2 separate regions of the Mus musculus genome follow, and region 1 is linked to region 2. Evidence: chromatin contacts called from ENCODE Hi-C or POLR2A ChIA-PET data. All regions are on one chromosome and are shown on one strand. Each heading gives the region's core, a stretch centred on a gene start or an enhancer-like site at or near the end of the contact. The rest is flanking DNA. Distances are from core to core; before and after follow the strand shown. Region 1 holds the start of Tmem218 (transmembrane protein 218). Region 2 holds the start of Pknox2 (Pbx/knotted 1 homeobox 2).

Region 1 (5,340 bases), core at 141-2,640, 61 kb before region 2:
CTTTGTTGTTTGTTTTTCTCCCTGTGATGGAGACTGTGAGGTTCCTTATAAAGTTCTCCGGACCCTTTTGAATCTATATGTCTTGAATTCTTCCTCCACCTAAGGTTGGTTTGACAGCCCCTTTCACCCAATTTCCAGGGGAAAACAAACAAACAAAGAAACAAACATCCTGCACCCTGGGTTCATTGGATGAAAATCCTGCCCACCACCAGGCTGAGGATCTTTGGTTGTTTTTGGTTTTTGAGACAGGGTTTCTTTGTGTACCCTTGGCTGTCCTGGAACTAGATCAGGTTGGCCTCAAACTCAGAGAACTCTCAGCCTCTGTGATTAAAGGCATGGGCCACCTCTGCAAGACAAGCTGAGAATCTTAAGGGAGAAAACTAATACCTGTCTCAGAGGACAGTTTGCTGTCTGGGGCAGATGGAAATTACAGATAAGGCAGTGTGGTGTAAGGCTGCTGGTGGATGATACCTTGCCCGTACCCCAAATTTCAGGACCAAGTCCTTGAACGCAATAGAAATGGTAGGTTACTGGACAGGATTGCCTTTCTGGAGATATCTTTTTTTCCCGGGTAAAGCTTTGTACACTTGGCTAGCCTCGAACTCACAAAGATTTGACTGCCTGTGCCTCCAGCCTGCTGGGACTAAAGATTAACGCCACTACTACGCCCAGCTCTCTTTTTAACTTTTTTTTTTTTTAATTGCTTATTCCAAACCTTCAAAAATAGTTAGAATGGCCTGATGTGGTAGTACACATCTGTCATCCTAGCATTCAAAAGGCTGGGTGGGGCAAGAGGACCGACCATAAGTTTGAGGCCTGCCGGGGATATTGAGCAAGGCCTATCCCCAAAATCAACAAACTGGAGGAGTGAGAGCCTACACTTTTTTTTTTTTTCCTACTTTAGAAACTTCAGCCTCGTTTGGGTTTTAAAACATTAGGCTAATGCCTCCTAATCTTTGTTGGTTAATCACATGCACCTCTGGGCAAAATCAAATGTCACGACCCCTAAAGACCAGGTGACACCTGACTGACAGAAAGAGGGTGCTTCAGCGTCCTGCCCTTTTTACTGGGCAGGCAGCGATTCAGTCTGCAGGGTTCACCACACATCAGCTCCCAGCACCGCAGCTGGGAACACTGGGGACTGAGCAGTAATCCCAGGCCTGCGGCCAGGATGACCTTCGGTGGCCCGCGCGCCTCCCGCCCTCACCTTCCAGGCGTCTGGGGCCAGCCTCCGGTCCTCACCCGGCTCTCAGGTTCCTCACCAGGACTCACCCCTCGCTCTCTGTCCCCTTCATCCAGGCTTTGGTCTACTTTGGACGAATCACAAGTAGGGGCTCATTTAAGAAATTTAAGATGGACCAATCAAAGCCGCCCTTTCAGCACTTAAGGGCGTCCTCAATAGCTGACGTTGGCTGTGGCTCCAGGCAACGCAAAGCGTGGTGGGTGGGTGGTGTGTACGTCAGTCTCCTTTACGTCCTCCCATTGGTCTATATGTACTGTCCTCAGTTTCAATTGGATAGCAATGCTTGTCAATCACACCTTGGTAAGGATTAAACCCTTGGACAACAACGGGAAGACCGTTTAATAGCTTCTTGCTTTCGCGATTGAGATTGCTCCGACCGATCACAGAGAGCTGTTCCGCGGTCTAGACACCAATTCCTGCCCCGCTATCTATCTGATGACCAGTCCGCAGGAGCCTGGGATTGTGGGGACAATCAAATCGGCTTGGCATTTCAGGATCCCTAGAATCCCTCCTGAATTGAATGCAGATCACTAGTTAAAATAACAACACATTCTCCTTACTGGGCCTTATTTTATTGGTAGTTTTTCTTCCTTTAGGTTTTGACATGTACCGACAAGGCAAGGATCAATGAAACCAAGAGACAGACTTGGGAAGAGGCCCGAGGTCACATAAACCCTTTTCCCTTCTTGCCACCCTATACTGGCAGCTGGTCCACATGTGTGGAAGAGTGTTCTTCCCTAACTGCTACCCAGAATGTGTCAAGATTTTGTATGCAGGCTATAGGGTGTCTGATCAAAAGATCAGGCCAGTGAATGGAAACCGGTCAAAGTTTGCATCCTTCGTCGTGCAAGCGTGAAGGGAAAACAAAAGCAATATAAGATTTGTGAACTGCGGTCCTGGAAGCTGTGTCCTTAGACAAAATTGGGCCTGGATGTATTCTATCTGCCTGCTCGACTGCCTGCCTGTCTCTGTGTCTGTCTCTCCCTCTCTCCCTCTCTCCCTCTACTTCTTTCTCTCGTCCCGTCCCTTCTCTCCAGATTCTCACTATGTAACCCTGGCTGTCCTGGAACTCATTATGTCAACCAGGCTGGCCTCGAACTCACAGATGTGTCTGCCTCTGCCTTCCTAGTACTGGTATTGAAGGCATGAGTCACTAGCCTGGCTTTCAGTGCACTCTTTTTCTGAATTATGAATGAAGTGGAGGCTGATTCAGTTTTCTTGACTGTAGAGACCTATAGGTCCTTACCTCTTTAACGACTGAACGTTAGCTGCCTTATTGAGGAGCTATGCTATTGTTACTGTAACTATGTACTATTAGAAACTGAGAGGATACACAAGAAATAAAATGTTACTCTTGTCTTAATGAGTTTTACATAGTTTTGTAATGGCAGGTCAAGGACACAAGGTGTAGATCTAATTTATAGTTAGTTACTCCAGAGGATAGCACACATGAGAACACTTGGATGTTTAAACTTTTATTTCCTGTGTATGCATGTTCTGCCTACATGCTGCATGTGTACCACCTGCATGCACATATCCCTAAAGGTAAGAAGAGGTTGTGCCAGTTTCCATCCCTTTCCAGCAGTCTGTCTAACTATGAACCCATCTAAGGTAATTAACTCACTGATGAGGCCTCAGGATGCAGTCACTCTTAAGCTCATCAGAGCCAGCCTTTGACATCCAAGCCATAACAAACTTTGTTAGACAGTTTTTTTTTCTCTCCCAAGCAAACAAAAGCAAAAGCAACTCGGAGTAATGTTTAGTTGTCTTTCTCAAATGTGTAAAATCATTTGTTCTTGATAGAGGCGGGGGGGGGGGGGCAAAATAAGCCATTAGGTGTTTTAAGTTAATACAAACTATGATCTCATGGGGACATTTGAAGTTTGCCTGTATGTTTTTTAGTTATCAAAGTGTTCTCTGGTCAGGTGTGGGGAACACCCGTGTTCCTCAAATTTAGGAAGTTGATGCAGGAGGATCACCATAAATTCAAGGCTGGCTTAGGTTATGCTATATGGCATTTTCAACCTATGAGTTGTGATTCCTTTCAGGGTCGAACAGCCCTTTCACAGGGGTCACCTAAGACCATGGGAAAACACAGATATTTACATTATGATTCATATCAGCAAAATTGCAGTTATGAAGTACCAACAAAAAATAATTTCATGGTTGGGGGTCACCATAGCATGAGCAATTGTATTAAAGAGTCACAGCATTAGGAAGGCTGAGAACCACTGAATCTTCTCTCAAAAGGAAACAAAGCTGGGCATGATGACACCTTTAAGTTCAGAACTCAGGAGGCAAAGGCAGAGACAGATGCAAGTAGACCTCTTGAGTTCCAGGCAGCCTGGTCTACAGAGCAAGTTGCAGGACACCCAGGACTACACAGAGAAAAAAAAAATCCTGTCTCAAAACAACAATTCCACCCCCAACACACACAAAACCCAAACCTTTTCTGCGTGAGAGCCATGATTTTTTTGTGTGTATGTCTTCTCAAAAGAAAAACACTTTGTTATGTGAAACTCAAATTCCTATGGCCATAACTGACATTTGACTGCCAAATAGGCGTGCTCGTTTGTTTTTTATGTTGGTTGTGCCTAGTTTCTCCACAACAATGAAAGTTGAGCATTATCAGAGACTACAGGGTTCAAAGTCTAAAATAGTTCTGGGGGTTTTAAGAAAAAGTTGATCTTCTTACCTTAGGTGTCTGCAGTAAAGTCTGCAGTGTTACACATCTGTAGGGTAAACACTAGGGAAACTGAGGCAGGAGGATCTCAAGTGTGAGAGCAGCCCAGGTTACACAGCAAGTGAGAGGCCAGTTGGGACTTTACATTGAGACCCTAACTCAATAAATCAACAAAACATTGATGTTTACAATGAATCAGCTGTAAGTGGTTATTGGAACTAAACCACCCTTCCTTAGATGCCAGGCAGTATTATTTTATCTCAGATTGGTGGAGATTGTTACCTCTAATCTAAAATTATAAACTTAGTGGACAGAGAAAGTTCTAGAAGCCTGTTCCATCAGGACAACATTTCTCCCATCTATTTCCTTTCTCAGGAAGTGTTTACCTTCCTTGGGCTGAAGCTGGTGTTCTGTAAGCTGGCTGCACAGGACGGTCACCAAAGCTTTCATAATTTTTTTTTTAATCCCAGGCCTCATTTACACTAACACTGGGCATCATATATCAATCTGTCAGGTACTTTTTTTTTCATTCCACCCCCTGCCCCCCTCCCTTTTCAAAAAGTATGTGGCCACTGTGTTAACCGTTCCAAGACTGGGACAAGAGAGTAAGATAACTCCAGACAAGGAGAGATTATCTCGGCTCACAGTTTGAGAAGCGACGGTTATTTTTGGTTGGTCTCATGGTCTGGGGGCCTGTGGCAACACATCATGGTGGGAATTGTGTGTTGGAGCAAAGCTTCTTCCTTGGCTGTCGCTGGGAAACAATGAAAGTGGAAGGAGCTGGGCTCTATAACCTCTTCCAGAGCACACCCCTCACCCCCAATGATCTAAATTTCCTCTCTTCTGCCCTATGTCCTAAAGGGTCTCTAACCTCCCAGTGGTTTGCAGACCATAGACGCCTTTAAGGGACACTTGTGTAAACCTATAGCAACTATCATGAAAAACTTTATTCTCATATCTTCCCTTAAGAAACAAATTCAGTCCTTTCTCTTTCAACCAAGGAATTTAGAGGTGTAGGTCCTATTTCCAGCTAAAGATTGTTAGGAGAGAGAAGGATGTTTGTGGGAGCTCAGAGCACACGGCTTTAACTCTGGACTCCATAGGTAGGTTGTGTGTATGCAAGGCACTGGAATTGTGTGGTTTCGTGATGCAGATGTAGAATAGCGGTAGCTCTTACACAATTTGAAAGGAAATCCATGACTCTGAGAATATTTGAAATTACAGATGCTTGGGTGGGGAGACCACTCAGACGGGTAGTGGTGGAGACTGACCCAGGTCTCCCAGTCTGTCAGACCTTGCTTGACTTTTAATGGGAACTCTATACCTGCTCACATCAGCTCACCCAAATTTTACCCTCTGCTACTGAGAGGTGATAAAAATTCATCAGACTCACAGAATGGTTGAACTCAGATGG
Region 2 (5,833 bases), core at 1,308-3,807:
GAACAGGTGGAACAAAAATAATACCCAGGAGAATCTTAAGAACTCCAGTGTGCAGGTGTGTGTGTGTGTGTGTGTGTGTGTGTGTGTGTGTGTTTAGGGACTGCTAGGATCTGCAGGAACCTGCTTGGTTATACTAATGCACTGTTAAATCATAGGGCAAGTGTGTGTGAGATGAGAAAGACATTCTTACTTATAGCCTGGAACCAATTCTACAAACTTAAAGTCTAATCTATCTCTTCATGGACAGACCCAGGATTTAGATGTGGCACCCATGAATTTAACATATTGACAAATGGTTATTAATTATTCACTAGCTGGGTCATCAGCTGGGGTCCTGGATGGCTTTTTTTTTAACTGCTTTACAAATTAAGTTTGTCTCCCTTTACACGAATTAAGGAGGGAATTGAAGAGGGAGCGGTAATGTGGGTCTCTGACTCCCTGTTTATTCTCACCACTACTTTCTAGTGGTAGACATAAGCCAAATATTCCTTTCCAACCATTATTTAAAAAAAGGATGGTTACATGTTAGATCATCTCTTCTTTTTAAAGCCTTTGCAAGCTACAAAGCAAGCTGTAGTGACTAAAAGTTAGTGTGCATTTTAAAGTTAGTAAAGGATATTACTGGCTAATGTGCTATTTGAAAAGACTCCACAAGTCAATCGTTGATGTCCATGGGTCTGATGTCTTAAAGAACAAGTTGACATCGGAATTGTACTTTAGAAAATGAGGACTGTGGTAAGTATGAGTGGGTAGTATATGGCTTTTGTCTGTATGCTCACTGGCACTTCTCTGATGAACTAAGTATTTACTATCAGCCCATTCTCCATCTGAATCTACTGGCCAGCAACCTCCAAAGGAGAGCAACCCCTTCTCCAGAGGTCCCTGGCAGAGTCAAAGGGATCGCTCCTCTCCCAGTCTATGCAATGCATTTCCCTCTGCGACTTTATGGCAGGCTGACCTCCAGCCTCTGGGTCAGTGAGTCTGGTGTTTCTGTACTACATAAAAAGGGCAAGTGGATTCATTATTATTATATTATTATACAATGTGAAATATATACTAGCAATTATGCTGTCAGGAGCCACAGTCTTTGACCACAGATCAGAGGTTGGGGTGACATAACTCTACCTAGTGAAAGTCTTTAGGGAGTCCATGGGAAGATGTTTCAACCCCATCTGTAGCAGTGGATCTATAGGTGAAAGCCCCCTCCCCGTCCCACAGGAACATTGCAGGTGAATGTGGAGTTGCTGGCAGGACCTGGATAAAGAGCACATCTGGAATGTGATGCAGACGTCTCTGAGCCTTTGGATCTAATGATACTTCTCATTTTTGCCGGAATCCGAGGCAGGGGAGGAATGACCCAGAGGCTTGGAATGGAGCAAAGGGTAACCTCCCTCTGCTGGGGTTAGATCCTTTTCTGGGAACCTGACTGTCTGGATTCCCTCTTAGCTTTTCCTTAACTTTCAGTGACTTTGTTTAGGCTTCAGCCAGGCTCCTTTCCTGGTGTGAGAGTCACAGGATTCATTGTCACCTGCCTGTGGCCTGAAACCGCTTCTCAAGGGGGGCAGAAGGGATTCTCTGGTCCTCTGTGTAGGAGCTGAGCCAGTCTGCATCCTGAGTGGCTGAGCCTATACTTGGCACTCAGTAGGAAAGTCATCTTTGTTGACTAAATGGAGACATGCATGGTTGCACTGGCTTGATTTGGCTTTTCATTGTAGAAGTGACTTGGGTGAGGAGCCTGTTTGGTGTATGGAACAGATTGGACCACCCCAGCAAGCCCAAGCTGAAACAGTACTCCCCTCACCTTACGGTGCCCAGCCTCCGGGACACACTGGCTGGCTAAGCAGTTTTAAGAATGAAACAGCAGTGGCTTCCAAGCACTTGCCTGACATTTGCCAAGGGATAGCTTCTGATAAGGCTCTTTCCCTTGTTATCTTGCCCCTGAACCACCCCATCAACCCTCGGATGAACCAAGCGTCAGAGGAAGCCTACAGCAGGGGGAAAAAAAAAAGCTCTTGAGACCAGGGATAACTAACCACCTGAGCACCTTTGCTGGGGCCAAGGTAATGAGAATTATTCAAATGCAATCATAAAAATGAGGCCAGCCGGGCAGGAATGGGGTGGGGGTGTGATGGAGAGAACGTTTCTTGCCAGTTTGAAGATTCCTATTTTCTTGGGGTTCTCTTGAGGTACACAGAAAATTTCACCTCCTCTCAATCTCTTCAGCACCTGGTGTCTTGGAACTCGTCACCAGTTGATCGCTAAGGAGGACACCGGGTAGGGGTGCGCCTGCATTTCTGGGGTTCACTGCATCACCTCTGTCAGGCAACCCCCAGGTCTGGGCGCCTGCTGCCTCTCTCCAGCAGCAAGCAGGCCAGAGCCTGATGTCTGAGCCGAGCCTCCAGTAGAGGGAGACACTCTAGCAGCTCCTCGCCTGGGAAGCGGCCGGGTCCAGGAGTGGGTGGGGGCTATGGGGGGGGGGGAGAAAGGGGGAGTGGGGAGAGGGGAGGTGTGCGCGCGCGGGGAGGGGGGGGGAGGGAGTCCGGGGGGCGGGTCCCTGTGCCGCTGACGTCCCGAGCAGTGCTGGGAAGTATAGGCTGTGTTGTCACGCCGGTGTCAGTCTGATGAAGATTGGCATCAGGTAAGCTGTCATTCATTTCCATGTCAGAGACGCTTTTGCAGGCGGCGGCGGCGGCGGCGGCTGCTGCTGCGGGCGGCTGCCTCAGAGCGCGTGTGTTTTATTCCAGTCCCCAAGCCAGAGTATTATTCATTGCGACAGGGCAAGGAGGAGAGAGGGAGAGAGGGAGGCAGCAGGGAGGAGAGAGAGGGAGGCAGCAGGGAGGAGGGAGGCAGGGAGCAGAGAGGGACGGCGGGAGCGTGCAGAGAGAAGCTGGGGAAGCGCCGGGAGAGCGCGGAGCGAAGCCGCGCGAGGGGAGGCGAGGCTGGGCGAGGAGGCGGCGAGAAGCGCGCGGCCCACCCGCTCCCGGACCCGGCCGGTGCGCAGCTCCGTGCCCGCCTCGCTGCCGCCGCCTCGCCCCGCTCCCCTCTGGCCCAGGGCCGGGCGTGCATTGTTTGCGGTCGCAAGCAGCTGGGCAGCGGACTCAGAGCGCAGCGGCCCTAGAGCCTGTAGCGGGCGGGCTGGAAGCCGTGCACCCGGAGCTTCCCGGGACTCGAGCCCAGGGACGAGCGCGTCGGCCGGAGTCCCTGCGCAGGCGGCTCCTGGCTAGGCGCTCGGTGGGGGCGAGGCTGGGAACTGCGGGCGGGCTTCGGTTCTCCTTTCCCGGGCTCCAGGAGCCCTGTGGCTGGAGCTTCCTAGGTGTCACCAGCCCCGAGCTGCCTTCGAGTGGTTGGAAGCGGGAGCAGCCCTAGCCTGCGGCCGGGTGGCTGGAGTCAAGCAGTGGCGGCCGCGTCCTGCCCGGCCCGGGGAGGCAGGGAGAGTAGAGGTTTACCGGAGGATCAGTGGGGACAGGGGAACATGTGTGTGTGTGTGTGTATGTATGTGTGTGTGTATGGGGGGGGGGGAGGTGTTAGTCAGAGAAACCAGAACCCGAGGGGCGACGCTCAGGGACTCTAACTAGGAGTAGGAGGAGAATTTGTAGGGTCACTGGCTCTCTACGTATTGTTGGGTCTTTTGGGCGGGGAGGGGAGGATTAGGGGTCCTTGGCGAAGAGCTAGAAGATAAATTCGTAAAAGGGGGGGAGGTGGGCACGGAAAGCGTCCCGAGAAGAAAGCCGATGGGGATGGGGCAGGGTCCTGAATGTGCCGCGCGAAGTTTCTGTTTCTTTCGGGTTAGGCTGGCTTCCAAAGCCAAGGAAGAAACGAGCGCAGTGGGCCGCGCTGTCTGGAGAGTCCTTCACAGGGCAGCCAGGGTTCCCGCGCGGTCGGAAGACGCGGGTTGGGAGTGGGAGGGGGATGCGGATCAGCCCCTTAAAGGAGGGCTGGGTTTTGGAGCAGGCTAGAGTTTGGGTTGCAGGAATCAAGCTGTTTTCAGAATAGGGACAGATGGGCCGCTGTGTAGTTTACATGCCGGCAAAGACAGAGGGCTGGAGTTAGGCGCCGGGGCCCCGATTACCTCCGAGGCTTGACTCCGGAGCCGGTGACGTTGTTTTAGAACTGACACTCGGGATCAGGATATTGAAATGTAGGAAGAATTGCGCGTCCAGGTTCTTACAGCGTGTGGGAGGAAAAGCTTTTATGTAGGCAAGAAAAGTAGTTGATTCCAGCCGTGGTGAGCGAGCCCCGAACGTCTGCTGCTTCTCCCCCTAAAGCGAATCTTGCGGATGAGAGGATCTGGGTGCACAGGGCTGAAACCTAGGAGAAAGACTCTGGAAGGTACACAAAAATAGTGATTCAGTACGAAGTGACCGGGTAGCATCATCCGGGTCCGAGTGGAGCCAAGGAGCTGGCCCTGCAGAGTCAGCAGGCTCTGGGAGTCACTTGCGGTCTGTGGCCTCAGCGTGGCGGGGTGGTTGCTGGTGGCCCGCCGGGACAGTGGTAGGCGACGCAGGCAAGGGGGCCACTAGTAGAGAGGTGCTACTGGGGCTTAAGGAATCGTGGCTGCCGCCAAAGGAAAGACATTCCCGAACTCCGGAGTCCTCATCGGATCTGCCGCCTGTTTATCTGCAAGCGATGCTTGCTTCGTCCAGGGCAATGTCGAAGAGCGCACAGGCCGGCCCATACCGGCAAGGTTCTATCCTAGAGGGAGGAGGAAGTTCGGGGTTTCCTTACCCTCACATATGTTATCTTGGGACTTCTCCAGGCTGTTGGCTTTCTGGAATTCAAATGCTCTTCAACTGGTAGAATCCAAGATAACAAGCTTAAACGGATTTAAACATCCGCCCCCCCACACACCCCCCTCCCAAATCTCAGAAATGATGGTGTTCAAAAGCAACATGGTTTTATCCCAAACTCTAGCCCCTTTGCCCTCCCACTCTGCCTTCTGACCTTCCCGTGGCCCCTGGACCTTGATGCAAATGCACGCATGTGTGTATGCCTGTAGGTAGGTGTGGGGTGTCTCTTATTTAGGGGCTCGTATCTCATACTCAAACTACTTCCTCAAGGCTCGGGCCTAGCTCACCAGTGGGTGGAGTGGAGGGGTCCTAAAGAAGGAAAGAGCAGATTGGGGAGAAGGAGGGTTGAAGATGTTACATTCTGGACATTTAGATAAAGAGTAAGGTTGAGGGATGGATGTAAGTGTGTGTGTGTGTGTGTGTGTGTGTGTGTGTGTGTGTGTGTTGGGAGTTGATTTTCTCTGTGCATGATTTCTCTGTGCACCGTGAATTGAGAAAGCCAGCCAGTCCTTTGGGGCACTGAAGCCGCAGGACCCAAGAATGGCCACCGCGGCCGGGGGCGCGGCGACCGCTACCAGGAGCTGTTGTTTTCCAGACTTGGAATTCCTGAGCGCTCTTCTCCAGCCCTGAGCTGAGCGGGGGAGGGAGCCGTGACCCCACGGAGACTCCCCGGTCACCGCCTCCCTTTTGTGAGATCGAAAGGCATGAAAGCCTAGAGAAAGAGGATCTGCAGGGAATGAGGGCCAGGGGGTTACTCGAGGGAGATGGGCCTAGCAACAACCACAGTAAAATGCTTAGCGCAAATCGCAGCGAAGTGTACCCAACTCGAGACTGGCTGTTTTATGACCCTTTCTAGGAGTTTACTGCTCTGTGCTTTTAAGTCTATAGATTGCTTTAAGTTAATGAAAGTGCGGCTTTCAAAGGGGCCTTTTTATTGTGCGGCAGCGACAAATCTAGTACCTCCCCTTTACTCTTCCAAAATGGGCCCATTTAGAAGGAGGGAGCTTGCTGGGATTCCCACATGAACAGAGCTGGGGGGTGGGGGT

What was found. A loop is a pair of places that touch in the nucleus more often than their neighbours do. ChIA-PET counts read pairs that join two places held with the same protein, here RNA polymerase II (POLR2A).
Region 1: a loop to region 2 is called in a map of left cerebral cortex, with 2.2 times the contacts of the local background. The contact joins the promoter of Tmem218 here to the promoter of Pknox2 in region 2. A Hi-C loop is called at or near these places in 1 of 37 maps with a recorded cell type or tissue (left cerebral cortex). POLR2A ChIA-PET finds 5 or more read pairs at or near these places in 4 of 5 experiments (Patski and embryonic stem cell).

What each region holds. Positions count from the first base shown.
Region 1 is chr9:37,204,273-37,209,612 of GRCm38, reverse strand. It overlaps Tmem218 (transmembrane protein 218), which reads right to left and starts at 1,390. Exons shown (of 4, transcript NM_025464.3): 1 at 1,208-1,390.
Region 2 is chr9:37,144,046-37,149,878 of GRCm38, reverse strand. It overlaps Pknox2 (Pbx/knotted 1 homeobox 2), which reads left to right and starts at 2,557. Exons shown (of 13, transcript NM_001029838.2): 1 at 2,557-2,638.